Regions from separate parts of the Homo sapiens genome. Here region 2 is linked to region 1. The links are chromatin loops, found by intact Hi-C in ENCODE. Cell type or tissue: GM12878. All regions are shown on one strand. Each heading gives the region's core, and the rest is flanking DNA. Links, peaks and the distances in the headings are about the cores only.

Region 1 (6,714 bases), core at 1,051-6,050:
GGAGAAGGCCTGCCGGGTTTGCTCACCTCTGTGTTTCAGGTGTCCCCACTGTGCAGTCGTGGCCCCATGGTTATATGTGGAAGAAACAAAGGTATTCTCAGCCTGAGATGGTATCTGAATGAGATGATGGAGGCAAGGAAGAGGGAAGGGAATAGTTCCAAGCCAATATTGAAGGAAGAACAAACATGACTTGGAGATAGATTAGACGTCAGGGCTTGGAAAGACAGGAAAGCATCCAGGACGAAGCTTGGTGATCCGGGATGGACAGTGCAGACCTGGTCTGCAAGTCATTGCTGTTTTATCTTTGTACATGATTTTTCTAGCCAGTGGATGATGATACCCTTCACTTGCTCAGTCCCTCTGGCTCCATCCAGCGGAGTCAAGTGTGCCCTATTTGACACCCCTGGACAGGGCCAGAGGTACTGATACTCTGGGATAAGGGGTATCTGAGGGGTGGAGGGAAAAAAGACAGCCCAGGAGGAGGGCCTGCCTTCTGAGTCCCCTCCAATGAGGCACCCACATGTTCCTGCAGATGGAGACTGACCACTCAATCAGTCTGGGTTGGGGTACTCGTTTTTGGATTTAGATTTGACGTGATAGGAATTTAGAAGTGAAATTCCCTGCGCTATTGTCACATCTCCTGCTGTGGCCAAACATGAAGGAGTTAAGTGGAACAGGAGGGAAGCCCCAGTGTCCCTGCTGCAGGGAAGAGAACCCAGAGTTTGGGGTTAAGGAGGGATGGGTGGCCTTGGTGGCAGGCAAGCAGCATTATGGGGGTCTCTGAAGAGACAGTAGCAGTACCTCATAGCCCGATCATCAGAAAGGATGCCACTCATCCCAGGACCAATCACCAACATGCTTCTGAAGGGCTCGCAGCACAGGGCCTGTGCCCTCACCTTAGCCCAGTGACCCTACCATGGCAAAAGCAGTATAGGGGACAGAAAACCAGCTGGGCTGACAGCGCCCCCACAAACACCCTTTTTCTTAATGCTCTAAAATAATTTAATATGGCATGCATATTAAACTTTAGCACATTATACTAAATCTAAAAGTATAAACTATTTAGACAAAAACATGGATGAATCTCAAAAAGTCTCAGAATACATTACAGCCTGATTTCTTTTTACAAGTTTAATACCAGTAAAAACTAAGCAAAATCCAATGTAGAGATATCATTGCTAACAATATAAAGAAAAACAAGACATAAAAGCAAAATTAAAGGGAGTGATTACCTCTTAAGAGAAACAAATCAAATATAATTGTAGTAAGACACAAAAGTTTGGTTAATGTTCTATTTGTCAAGGTGAGTAGTAGTAACATGACTGGAATTTCTTTTATTATTTTTTAAACATTATATATATATGTTATTTTCACCCTTCTGTGCCCATTTTTGCACACATTTTAGAAGTAAAAATATATGAGAAGATAGATATACACCAAGGATTGAAAAAGTTGGCCAAAATCTAGATACTGTGGTGGTCTAGATGGTATTTTAAAAGTTTAGACTAAAGGGCCCACATTTTTAAATGTGGAAAGATTATGTAAAAGGCCTTATCTTGAAAACTGAAGGGTGTAGGGCAATACACTGAGCTGAGATAGCACAGCCTGTGGGCTTCAAGTTCTCATAATGCCCCACCACTTTCTAGTCTTCCTTAAATCTGGACCCCAGAGGCATTCAATTTTCTAACTCCCAATGCCATGTTCAATGGCCATGTAACAAAGCAATTCTACCATAAGCCATCTAATCATAAAACCTGTGTAAAATTTTACAGTTACATTGTTGGAAATACCTTAGAAGTACAATATGAGGGTCAAAGGATATTCCCATTTAAAACTTAAATAGATATTTCCTTTAAATAAGTTGCACCAATTGAAATTCTCACAAACATGTATGAGAACGCCTATAGTCTTTATAGCCAACAATGACTAAGAGTAATTAATATTTCCCACTCTAAAAGATAAAAACTAGTAGCTAATTGCTTTTAATTTGCATTTATGTAACCACAAATAAGTTTTGCTTTTTTTCATGTCTATGGCCAATTCAAATTTTTGTGTCTATTAATATCTCTGGACCTTTTTTCATTATATTCTTTGTGATTTATAAATTATTTTATGTATTTTAAATAATAATTGATAGTCCCAGTTTGTCATCAATCTTTAAACATTGTTTATTGGGTTGGGGAAGGTTGTCACAGAGATTTTTAATTTTATGTGATCTGATCTATTAATATTTATAAGGGTCAATTTAGGAAAAATAAAAATATTGACTCGGTGCATTTTTTTCAAACAGGACAAATTTACCTTTCATTGTAAAAATAATGCACTCATTTTTAAAAAATCAAACAGTACAGTAATATTTAAAGGAGAAAGTAAAATTCTACCAGCTGTGATGGTCTATATTTTAAATATTATCCCCTGCCCCCCAAAAAACTTACTTTACACATTCATTGAGCCCCTTGGAGGAAAAAAAGTATATTCTTATATGTCACTATCTTTACTAAACAGAGGAATTTAACTCATTAAACTTGGCACCACTTTTCCACAATGTAAATATATAAGTTTGCTTACAAAGAAGGCACACAAAGGTGGCTTTCTAATCTTTCATTCTGAAATCCAGTGGTAGGGCTGTTCATAGAGCTGACAGAGCTGCACATGGCCTTTGGGACAGAGATGAGTCATCAGTGACCAAGTACACAGCAACCTGGGAATATTCCCTCCTATTCTGGTGGGCTTTCAAGGCTAATAATCAAGGGCTCTCGCCTTATCTGCTTCTTCCTTAGTCTTCTCAGCACATAGTGAATAGGCCATATTAATGAGGAAGATGAGGCATAGGTGCCTTTTTTCTGATATTTAAAATATGAATCACCATAGATGGTAAGATTCATGGTTAGTTGTACTTTCTCTTTTAAGTGTTCCTGTACTCTTTGAATTAAAATAATAATAATACATTATTTTCATAATAAAAGGTAAACTTGTTCTATTTGAAAAGTAATAAAGATAAATACACTTTACTGAAGAGTACTAACAGTCTAAGTAGTGTATAAGGACGGAGAGTCAGCAGCCTTATTCTGCACTGAAGCTGCCTACCTCCCCCATCTCCTCTGAAGACTTTATTTTTTATATTTATGTTTACAATCTAATCACTTTACATAAAACAACCCGTGAGTTTAAGCTCAATTTTTATTTCTCCAAATTCATTTATAAACTCTATTTCTCTAAATCCATCTGCCAGTGAGTACACATATTTGAGATAATAGGTATAATTATACAAACATTCAATTTTTTGTTTTACATTATTCACCTAAATAATCTCATGTACTTTTTTTTTTTTTTTTTTGAGATGAAGTCTGGCTCTGTTACCAGGGTGGAGTGCAGTGGCGTGATCTCCGCTCACTGCAACCTACACCTCCCAGTTCAAGCGATTCTCCTGCCTCAGCCTCCTGAGTAGCTGGGACTACAGGCATGTGCCACCACGTCCAGCTAATTTTTGTATTTTTAGTAGAGACGGGTTTCACCGTGTTGGCCAGGATGGTCTCGATCTCTTGACCTCATGATCCACTCGCCTCGGCCTCCCAAAGTGCTGGGATTACAGGCGTGAGTCACCGTGCCCGGCCCTCTTAGGTACTTTTCATTTCACCAAAAGAACCCCCAGAGATTTTATTTCTAATGTCTCTGTGGCATTCCATCTTCTTATTTTATATATATATTTTTTTGTGATTTGTTTAGCTATTACTTTCTTCTTGAACACTTGGATCATTTTAGGTTATAAATTCTCAGTGTTAAATTTGAAACATGTCTGTGCAATTACTTCTTTGGTTGTTTATTTGGGGCTTATTTTATTGAAGCCTCAGCTCCAGGTTAAAGGTTATGAACAGCTTTACAGCTCAAGTTAGTGGCACTTTCGGTGAAACAGCTGTGGTCTCGTCATGTGATTTCCTTTCACAGAGTGAGTTTCATTAGTACTAATGAAGGAATAAAGTAGAATTTCTCTAGTGGGAACCACCCAGCTGTGGTCTGCTGCCCATGACATTTTGCTCAAATTCCCTCAGACATGAGCACCACAGAAATTTTTTAAAAACGAGTCTGACCCATTCACTCAGGAAGAAAGAACTCCTCCGTGGGCAGTTGTCCCCTTTACTAGCTAGCCTCAACAAGTTGCTCCAATCACAGGGGGGTCTTAGTCCATTTGTTTTGCTATAGAGGAATACCTGAGGCTGGATAATTTATAAAGAAAACCGGTTTACTTGGCTCACAATTCTGTAAACTGTACAAGAAGCATGGAGCCAGCGTCTGCACCTGGTGAGGGCCTCAAGCTGCCTCTACTCATGGCAGAAAGGGAAAGGGAGCTGGCACAGGCAGAATACATGGTAAGAGGAAGCAAGAGAGAGAGAAGAGGAGGTGCCAGACTCTTTTTAATAATCAGCTCTCCAGAGAACTACTAGAGTGAGAAGGGAACTCACTCATTACGGAGAGGACAGCACCAAACCATTCGTAAGGGATCCACCTCCATGACCCAAACATGTCTCATTAGGCCCCACTTCCAACACTGGGGATCAGATTTCAACCTGCAGCTTGGAGGGCCAAATATCCGAACTGTAGCACAGGACCTCTGAGGGACTGACTGCCTCAACCCCAAAGCAGACAGCAGGTACCGCCCCACAGGTCCCAAGCCCATACCAGACATCATGTTGTACTCTTTCTAGAGCATGGCCTTATTACCAGAGTTACCCATGAACAGCTTGCCCATGGGCATGGCATCTTTGGAATCTGTGTAGTCCATATTGTGCAGGCTGTCAACCCTGCCCACCCTTCATACAACTCTCAACTCCAAACATCATGAACTCCACTCCCATTAACAAATAAATATCTTTTTAGGATTTCCTTCAGAACTTTGCCCCCAAACTCTATGCTCAACACAGTGGCCAGAGTGACCCATATAAATGTAGGCCAGATCCTGCCTTTCTTTTGTTCTACCCTCTCCCCTCCCTAAAGGCTTCCCAAACCAAAGGTCTTTCAATGGCTGAAAGACCCTGTGCAGTCTGACTCCCTGTTAGGTACCTGACCTTTTCTCCTCCCTCCCATCCACTCTATACTGAACACACTTGTCTTCTTTCTGTTCTCCAATGCATCAGACACACTCCCACCTCAGGATTTTGGCACTGCTGTTCTCTCAACCAAGAACACTTTTGCCCTAGAAGCCATCAGTGTGCCTCACTCCCTTGCTTCCTTTGGGTCTTTGGCCAAATGCCACAACTCAGTGAGCCTTCCTTAAATCTTTTTGAAATTGCAACCATCCCTCTCCTGCCACTTACTACTCTTCTTTTCTGCTTTTTTTCATAGTATTCATCAGCTATTTCATATACACCTTGTATTTATAATAGGTCTCTACCACTATACTCTAAGGTCCTTAAGAACAGAGATTTTTGTTTATTTTGTTCACTGCCATATCCCCAGTGACTCCCAGGATGAGTGACTTGTACATAGCAGGCACCAAACATGTATTTATTGAATGTGTTTCTCTGAACCCTGCACAATGCCAGGAGAGATTTACAGGAACAACCCCTGTCCTCCAGAAACTCTTAGTGTAGTTGGGGAGTTTGACAATTGCTAATACTTTATAAAGTCAGATCTCTAAGGTTAACACCCTAACACCTTCTTAGTTCCTCTTAGATACTGTGACTGCACCTAAGGGAAGGTGCCTTTAGGAGGAAGGTAGTTCATAGGTTGTGGTTTTGTGGTGGAACCTCCTGGTTTCAAGTAAGCATTGCTGACTTGGACAAAGATCTGAGCTTATTTTTTCTAATCAACTGTGCTTTCTCTATGAACATTGATGTTTTTATTAAAATAGCAAAGGATAATAAATGCCTCTCTTGTATTATATTTAACCCTTGAGGCAGAGAGGTCCAAAACACAAAAAAACCTATCTGATATTTTAGGCAGAGTTTCTCTTGACTCAAAACCACTTCTAGCACATTCATTAGGAAGGTTACTATCAAAAATAAATAAATAAATAAATAAATAAAACAAGTGTTGGAAAGGATGTAGAGGAAATGGAACCTTTGTGTACTGTTGGTACTAATGTAAAAATGGTGCTGCCACTGTGGAAAACATTAAGATAATTTCTCAAAAATTAAAAATAAGGCCAGGCACAGTGGCTCATCCCTGTAATCCCAGCACTTTGGAAGGCTAAGGCAAGTGGATCACCTGAGGTCACAAGTTCAAGACAAGCTTGGCCAACATGATGAAACCCCATCTCAACTAAAAATACAAAAATTAACTGGGCATGGTGGTGGGCCCCTGTAATCCCAGCTACTTGGGAGGCTGAGACAGGAGACTCGCTTGAACCAGGGAGGCAGAGGTTGCAGTGAGCCAAGATTGAGCCATTGCACTCCAGCCTGGGTGACAAGAGCAAAACTCCATCTCAAAAAAATAATTAAAAATAGAATTACCATATGATCCAGCCATTCCACTTCTGGGTATATATCTGTTATGGTTTGGATCTGTGTCCCTCCCAAATCTCATGTCAAATTGTAACCTCCAGCGTTGGAGGAGAGGCCTAGTGGGAGGTGACAGGATCATGGGGGTGGAGTTCTCATGAATAGTTTAGAACCCTCCCTTTGGTGCTATTCTCATGATAGAGTTCTTATGAGATCTGGTTGTTTAAAAGTGTGTGGCACCTTCCCCATTCTCCCTTTCTCCTGCTCTGGCCATTTG
Region 2 (6,714 bases), core at 969-5,968, 72 kb after region 1:
GCTCTCTAAGTACCTAGCATTATTGGAGGCATGGTGGAAACACACACAAACACACACACACACACACACAAATATATTTTTAAATGCCTCCACCTTCAAGGAGTTTAAAACTTAATTAGTTAATACTCTGGATCAAACTAGACTATGATTTCCTTAAGGGCTTGTATTGGGCCTAATTTATTTCTGTCTCCCACAGTGTTTAGAGGAGTGTGTATTAAATAATTAAATAATGCATGAATGAGCAAAAATGCACATGCCTAAAGCCAACACCTGTGGGAGTATAACACTGAAAGTAAGAGAAGATCAAGTTCAGAAAAGGTGTGATTAGCATCAGAAGAAGGCAGTGAAAAGCAATGCACACCAGCCTCTGAGGATGTGATAATTCCAAAGACAAATGATACAAAAAGCAAGAGTCTCCAGGATGCTGAGAGACTTGTGATTACTGTGCCCTGGGATGTTTTCAGGTTTCCCGCTTTCCATCAGGTAAAGCTTCCCAGTAATAATGCAGCCTGACCAGAACCCAAAATAGGATGGAATTTGGATAGCTGAGGAGAAAGTAGAAAATTCTACAAGGAATTCTTTAGAAAAGAAATAAATTTAACATGTTTGAGGGTAGAAGTGATCAGACTTACCAATAAATAAATAAGATGTCATGCTAGAGAGTGTATCCATTCATTTGTTCAACAAATATTTATAAATATTTACATAAATATTGAGCATATGCCTTGTGCCAGTTATGGTTCTGGGAACTGGGGAGACAGCAGTGAACAAAACAGACAAAATTCCTGCCTTGATGGAGCTTTCATTCTACTTGGGGGGAGACAAAACAAAAGAAAAATATAGAATGTGTCAGGTAGGAATAACTGGTATGGAGAAAAATAAATCAAGGAAGGGAGAAATGCCTGTCAGGAAAGGCCTTAGTGTGGGTTTAAGGAATGGAAAAACTAACTTATACATGTTCTCACAGCCCTGTATCTCTTCAGCTGTCTCTCCTTTGTCTAATTCAAATCCACCCTGCAGTGGCATAATCCCATTTTTACTCCTCACCTTCCCATTTCATGTGTGATAAGTACAACAGAGACCACGTATTTATCCGAAATTTGTACCAGGCTGCTTAACCCAGGTCTCTGACTGGGTTGCACCAAGTCTCTAAATTTGCACCAGGTCTCTGACTTCAATCATTGCCTCCAACTTTGATGGAGCACTGAGCCAGCTCAATATGAAACTTGAGAAATCCATATGTGTGTGGTGACAGACGCCTTTATAACACGCTCCATCTCCTTCTTATCGAGCCTACCTCTCTGTAGGCCACTCAGGATCCATGGTCTCCCCTTTAGGCTATGGAAAGCAATAAATGGTTTCATAGTAGAAATAATGTTTGGAGAGTCTCTATCTAGCAGTAGGAAGATAAGGTAAGAGGTTATTACTTGAGAATGTGAGGTTTTAAAGGTGACAGTAAAAAGGGGAAGGAAGATAAAACAAAGTAAGTAAAGAACTATTTCAAGGAAATTGTATAGGATGAGGTAATGAATGTTTTTAGGGACTTAAACTATTTCAGTATTACACAGATAAAACTGGGAGAAACTTAGGGAGGTTTTAAAGGAAGATAAATTCAGGCTTGGACACAATGATTTCTGAATGAGTTCATAATAATGAAGGCATCTAAGAAGGCAGCTAAAAATAGTGTTTGAACGCAGGTGAAAATTGGGGGCTGGAGAAATAGAGGCAAGCATTATCTACAGAGAAGTAGGAGTTGGGATCATAAACTAAACCTATTCTCCAGGGAAAAAAGAAAGCATAGAAAGATAGTAACATAATACTTAGGGCCAGCTTAAGAAGCTCCTTCAGAGGCTGCATGACCTTGTAGCAATATTTTAAGCAGCACTCAAAGCTTCTAGCATAGGCATCTTGGTATGGTGAAAGGAGCCAACTCATAGCACGTACTTTCTCCTGTGTGCAGAAATTTAAAAACTAAATAAGTTTTCATGTCTTGTTCTGTTTTCATCCATATGTTTATTGTACTTCACGCTTCCCTGCTGAGGTGATTTTTTATTTTTCTGTTTGGCCCTCCTCCATCACTTCAAACTACAATGCTCCCCCATTTCTGAAACTCCCACAACCCTGTTTAGCCTTCCACCTATGACAATGGTCAGTCTCCCACAGGCCTTTGGTTGATTTCTCTCTCTCACCTTTTTTTTTTTTTTTTTTTTTTGTAGTCAGTCTCACTATGTTACCCAGTATGGTCTCAAACTCCTAAGCTCAGGCAATCATCCCACCTTGGCCTCCCAAAGCACTGGGATTACAGGCATGAGCGACCACACCCAGCCAACTTTGGTTGATTTCTAAATGCCCTTCCTGGCTCACATTTTCCTGTGATGAAACTGAAACTTGTTATTACTGATGACAAGCAACTGACTCTTTACCAATGAATACAGCCAAAAAGCTGTGAGACACTATCTCTGGGTCAGGCTTGATCTCTGCAAGCGCAGTTGTCGGGGCTGGGAGAAAATACTATCTCCTCAGAAGCATCAACATCACCACTTCAACACTAGAGACAAAAAGGGTACCACTATGAGAACACCACCCTTTGAAAAATGACCCACCTTGGCACCTGTGCTCAACTAGGAGTCAAAACCAGACTCTTACTTTAGTCGCTAGCCAGACAACACTCTAAGTCTCTAGAAACTACAGCATCATGTACAATAAATTACCTTTTTCCTTATGGGACCCATTTCTGTGTTTCTGGGTATGTGTGTGTGTGTGTGTGCGTGCACATGTGTGTGTGTTTAACTTAAGGATTCTTTAATTTTTCTCAACTCAGAGGCTGTGTAGATATACTATCTCATCTAGTTTATAGTTTATTGCTGCCTATCTATCTCAACATATAAAATATGTTCATGCTGTGTTTTAGAACATTAATTATTTTCTCCTCTAGGGAAGCAAACAGTCTTGAACACAGGGAACTTCAACAAACATTCAAGCATTCAATAACTGGCCAGTGTATAAAGTACTTAAAATTTTTAAAATATTCAAAAATATTTTTAAATGTTAACTGAGAAATTTTTTAATTAAACTAACTGAGCACACACTTCTGCATTTCAAGTCCAGAATGAATATATGGCTTGTTCAGCCCACTTCTGCCTTCTCATGAACAGCAAAATCTAGACAAAAGTCATGACTAAATGACTCTTCTGTGGTTACTCTGGCTTCACAGCCAGAAGAAAAGTCAATTGCTATGTAACCACAGGGCTTATCTGTTTGTTCATTAAAAGTGCTGTAAATAACAGTTTCTGTGATAGTAGTTTTAATTAACAAAAATTAACAAATTAATTTTAATTTTAATTTGCTGTGGCTCACTCCTGTAATCCCAGCACTTTGGGAAGCTGAGGTGAGCAGATCACTTGAGGTCAGGAGTCCAAGACCAGCCTGACCAACATGGTGAGAAACCTCGTTCCTACTAAAAATACAAAAATTAGCCAGGCGTGGTGGCACATGCTTGTAATCCCAGCTACTTGGGAGGCTGAGGCAAGAGAATTGCTTGAACCCAAGAGGCGGAGTTTGCAGTGAACCGAGGTTGTGCCACTGCACTCCAGCCTGGGCAACAGAGCGAGACTCTGTCTCAAAAAAAAAATTAATTAAAAAAATTCACAGCATTTAGTTAACAAAATCCAAATTGAATAGACCATGTAAATATCTGATCAGTCTTTTGGCAATTTGCATATAATACACAAACTAATCATGAAACGAGAAATTCTGCAGTTGCCCTAGATTTCGTACTGATGGAGAGCAGAAGACCTAGACACAGCCAGGCCCAGCAAGAAACAATATGATGCCACCTGACCTCAGGAGAGTACACTGAAGTTCTCCTCCCCATCCACCCCTCAACTTTATCTTCCTCTTACTCACCTCTAGTGAATTACCTTGATTCCTAGTTCACCAAGGTAGTTAAAGCCATGTTAAGATTCTCCATCTGCCATTTCATTTCTCTAGCTTGGCCCTATACTCATCCTACTAGTCTTTCTGCCTGCAGTTCTCCCAACTTCATAGCACTCCAATTTTCTATTCCCACCTGATCTACCTTCCTAAATCCCACTTTCCATCATGTCACTCCTCTGCTCAAAGGCCTTCAAAGAATCTACATGGCCCTCAGTATGGCCCTCCAAAACTTGACGCTGGCTACCTCCAACATAAATGTTTTCAGCCCAGATCATTCCTTTCTATATTCTACACTCTGCATAGACTGTCCTTTCTTCCTCCTTATTCCAAGACCTCTAGAAAACGGAAACTGGAGCAAAGATTACAGGGTATTCCTTTATTTGGGGAAGTACAATCCTGGGACAACAAGAGTGGAGGAGAAGGACAATGAGACAGAGAAAGACATCAAGCAATGTGAGATAATGCATAACAATGGCCTCTTCTTCACAATGAGCTGGAAGAGTCTCAGCCACTCCCTTGGAGGTCACCTGCTCAGCTACCCAGCATGTCTCTAGACAGACTGATCAGAGAAGCTGTGTCTCACATTAGTCTATTAGAGGAAGGAAGGGAAAGAGTGTGGTTGGTCCTCCATATCCTTGAGTTCTTCATCTGTGAATTCAACCAACTGTAGATCAAAAATATTTTTTTTTCTTTTTTTCTTTTTCTTTTTTTTTTGTTTTATTACACTTTAAGTTTTAGGGTACATGTGCACATTGTGCAGGTTAGTTACATATGTATACATGTGCCATGCTGGTGCGCTGCACCCACTCAAAAATATTTTTTAATTGCATCTGTACTGAACATGTACACTTTTTCTTGTCATTATTCTCTAAACAACACAGTATGACAACTATTTACTTAGCATTTATATCATATTAAGTACTGTAAGCAACCAGAGAGATTTAAAGTATGTGGGAAGATGTGTACAGGTTATATGCTAATATTATGCCATTTTATACTGGGGCATTGAGCATTCATGGATTTTGGTATCCAAGGGAGGTCCAGGAACAAATCCCCCATGGATACCAAGGGATGACAATACTTATCTGCCCAAATTTTTCTAGCTCCTGTTTTTCTCTGTCAAAAGTCAACTTTCCCACACTTCTAGATTGTATTCTCTGGACTCTTTGGGAAGCTGCTTCGGAAGCCACAGCTCATGCGTAGCCTGTGTGATACAATATACAAATCTCAAAGTGGTGGAAGAAGCCGGAGACTCCAGGCAAGAAACTGGTCTGTCTCAGGTGCTAGACACTCATGGACCTGTCATGAGGTTGTGTCATGAGGCGCAGCAGCAGCAGCTAAGGCAGAGCAAATGGGTGGAAGAGGTTAAGGTTCTAGAGACAGATCAGCCAAGAGAATCTGCAGAACTGTATATGTTCAATATGCCTTCTACTCTTCTAGCCAAACAGCCCAGCCATAATGTTTGCCCACTGGAGCTTTCGGTTCTTGAATTATATTGTGATTGTGAAGGTTAATTAAGTATGTGTGTGTGTGTGTGTGTGTGTGTGTGTGTGTGTGTGTGTGTTGTCTCCCCAATTAAATTATAAGCTCATTAATAGCAGGTACCAAGCCTACATTCCCACGTATACCCATCTCTCAACTAGCATAGTATGAATGCATAAATGTCATCCCATCAGTAGTTGTTTGGTGAGGGAAAGACTGGAATATCCTAGAGAACAGTGGATCTAAGAGTCACTTTAGCCCAAGTGTACACAAGAATGGCCCCTTTTGGCTCCACAAAAGTATAGTTTGCACTTTGGAAAAAATCCTAAAGGACACCTAAATCATTCCCTCATCTCATCCTGTGTTTTCATTTCCTGAACAGTGAAAAATTAAAATGATATAGGTTCCAAAACTACTCAGAATAAATTGGCTCTTGTTTTTTTAAAAAGAGAGAAAATGAACTCTTTTTCTATCCAAGAGGAAATTAATAAGAATTAGGTGTTTGTTCATCATTCAAATTTTACCTTTTTCTGTAAACAAATATATATTTCGATTCAAAACCATGCAACATGATAAAACGGTTAAGACCACAGACTCTGGAGATAGTCTCTGGTTCAAATCTCAGCTCAGCCACTTACCAGCTGTTAAGAGTAACTTAACTTCTCTGTGCTGTCATTTACTCACAGATAAAATGAAGGTAACAGCACCTACCACAAAGGGTTATTATGAACATAAAATGAATAGGCATATGTAATGCCTGAAACATGGCAAGCCGTATATTAAATGTTTGCTTAATAAATAAACGAGGTAATGGGACTTGAAAAGGAAAGACAGAAACAAGCAAAATTATATACTGTTAAGAACTAGAAGGGTTTTTGGAAGGCAGCTATTCTAACTTTCTTTTGTATTCCTTACTTGATATCTCTCTGTCTTTAAGGATTATTACTAATTCCTTCCCCTACAATATTGCAGCACTTGACTTGTATATAAATCTCCTTGTTCTGGTTGGTTTAATATGTGATTGCAAATTCTTTGAGACCAGAGACTCTAATAGTAAATAGCACATTCCTGATCATATATAAGTGTGGAAATTCTAGTGAATAAATAAAGCAAAAGGTATGAAGAGGTGGAGTTAAGAAGCTCAGCTTAAGTTTAAAAAGTAAGTTACTAACTAGATAATATCTAGCCTGCACTCCAAGAAAAGCATTTTATTGACTCATTGAAAAATATGTGCGTCCCACCCAACAGGCTGATCTTTTTATTTCCCCATTCTTCTGTCACCACAGCAGGTGTGGC

Evidence for each region. Hi-C counts contacts between places; a loop is a spot of excess contacts. Peaks named below come from ENCODE experiments on the same cell type or tissue, not always from the same donor. Only the 100,000 strongest peaks of a DNase experiment are listed, where the experiment ranks them.
Region 2: it touches region 1 in a loop (3-fold over the local background); 4 of 110 quality-filtered maps call a loop at or near these places.

The regions. Positions count from the first base shown.
Region 1 is chr3:102,056,974-102,063,687 of GRCh38, reverse strand. No RefSeq gene overlaps it. Among named protein-coding and RNA genes, the nearest start is that of RDUR, 120 kb to the right of the region's middle. In GM12878, for the core only: no CTCF peak of the experiment used is centred there; DNase peaks (open chromatin) are centred at 2,747, 4,017, 4,449 and 5,697; H3K27ac peaks cover 2,864 bases.
Region 2 is chr3:101,984,531-101,991,244 of GRCh38, reverse strand. The region is part of intron 2 of RDUR (RIG-I dependent antiviral response regulator RNA); the gene reads right to left. Among named protein-coding and RNA genes, the nearest start is that of RDUR, 47 kb to the right of the region's middle. RefSeq lists an enhancer at 3,286-3,335. In GM12878, for the core only: no CTCF peak of the experiment used is centred there; DNase peaks (open chromatin) are centred at 2,438 and 3,194; H3K27ac peaks cover 2,247 bases.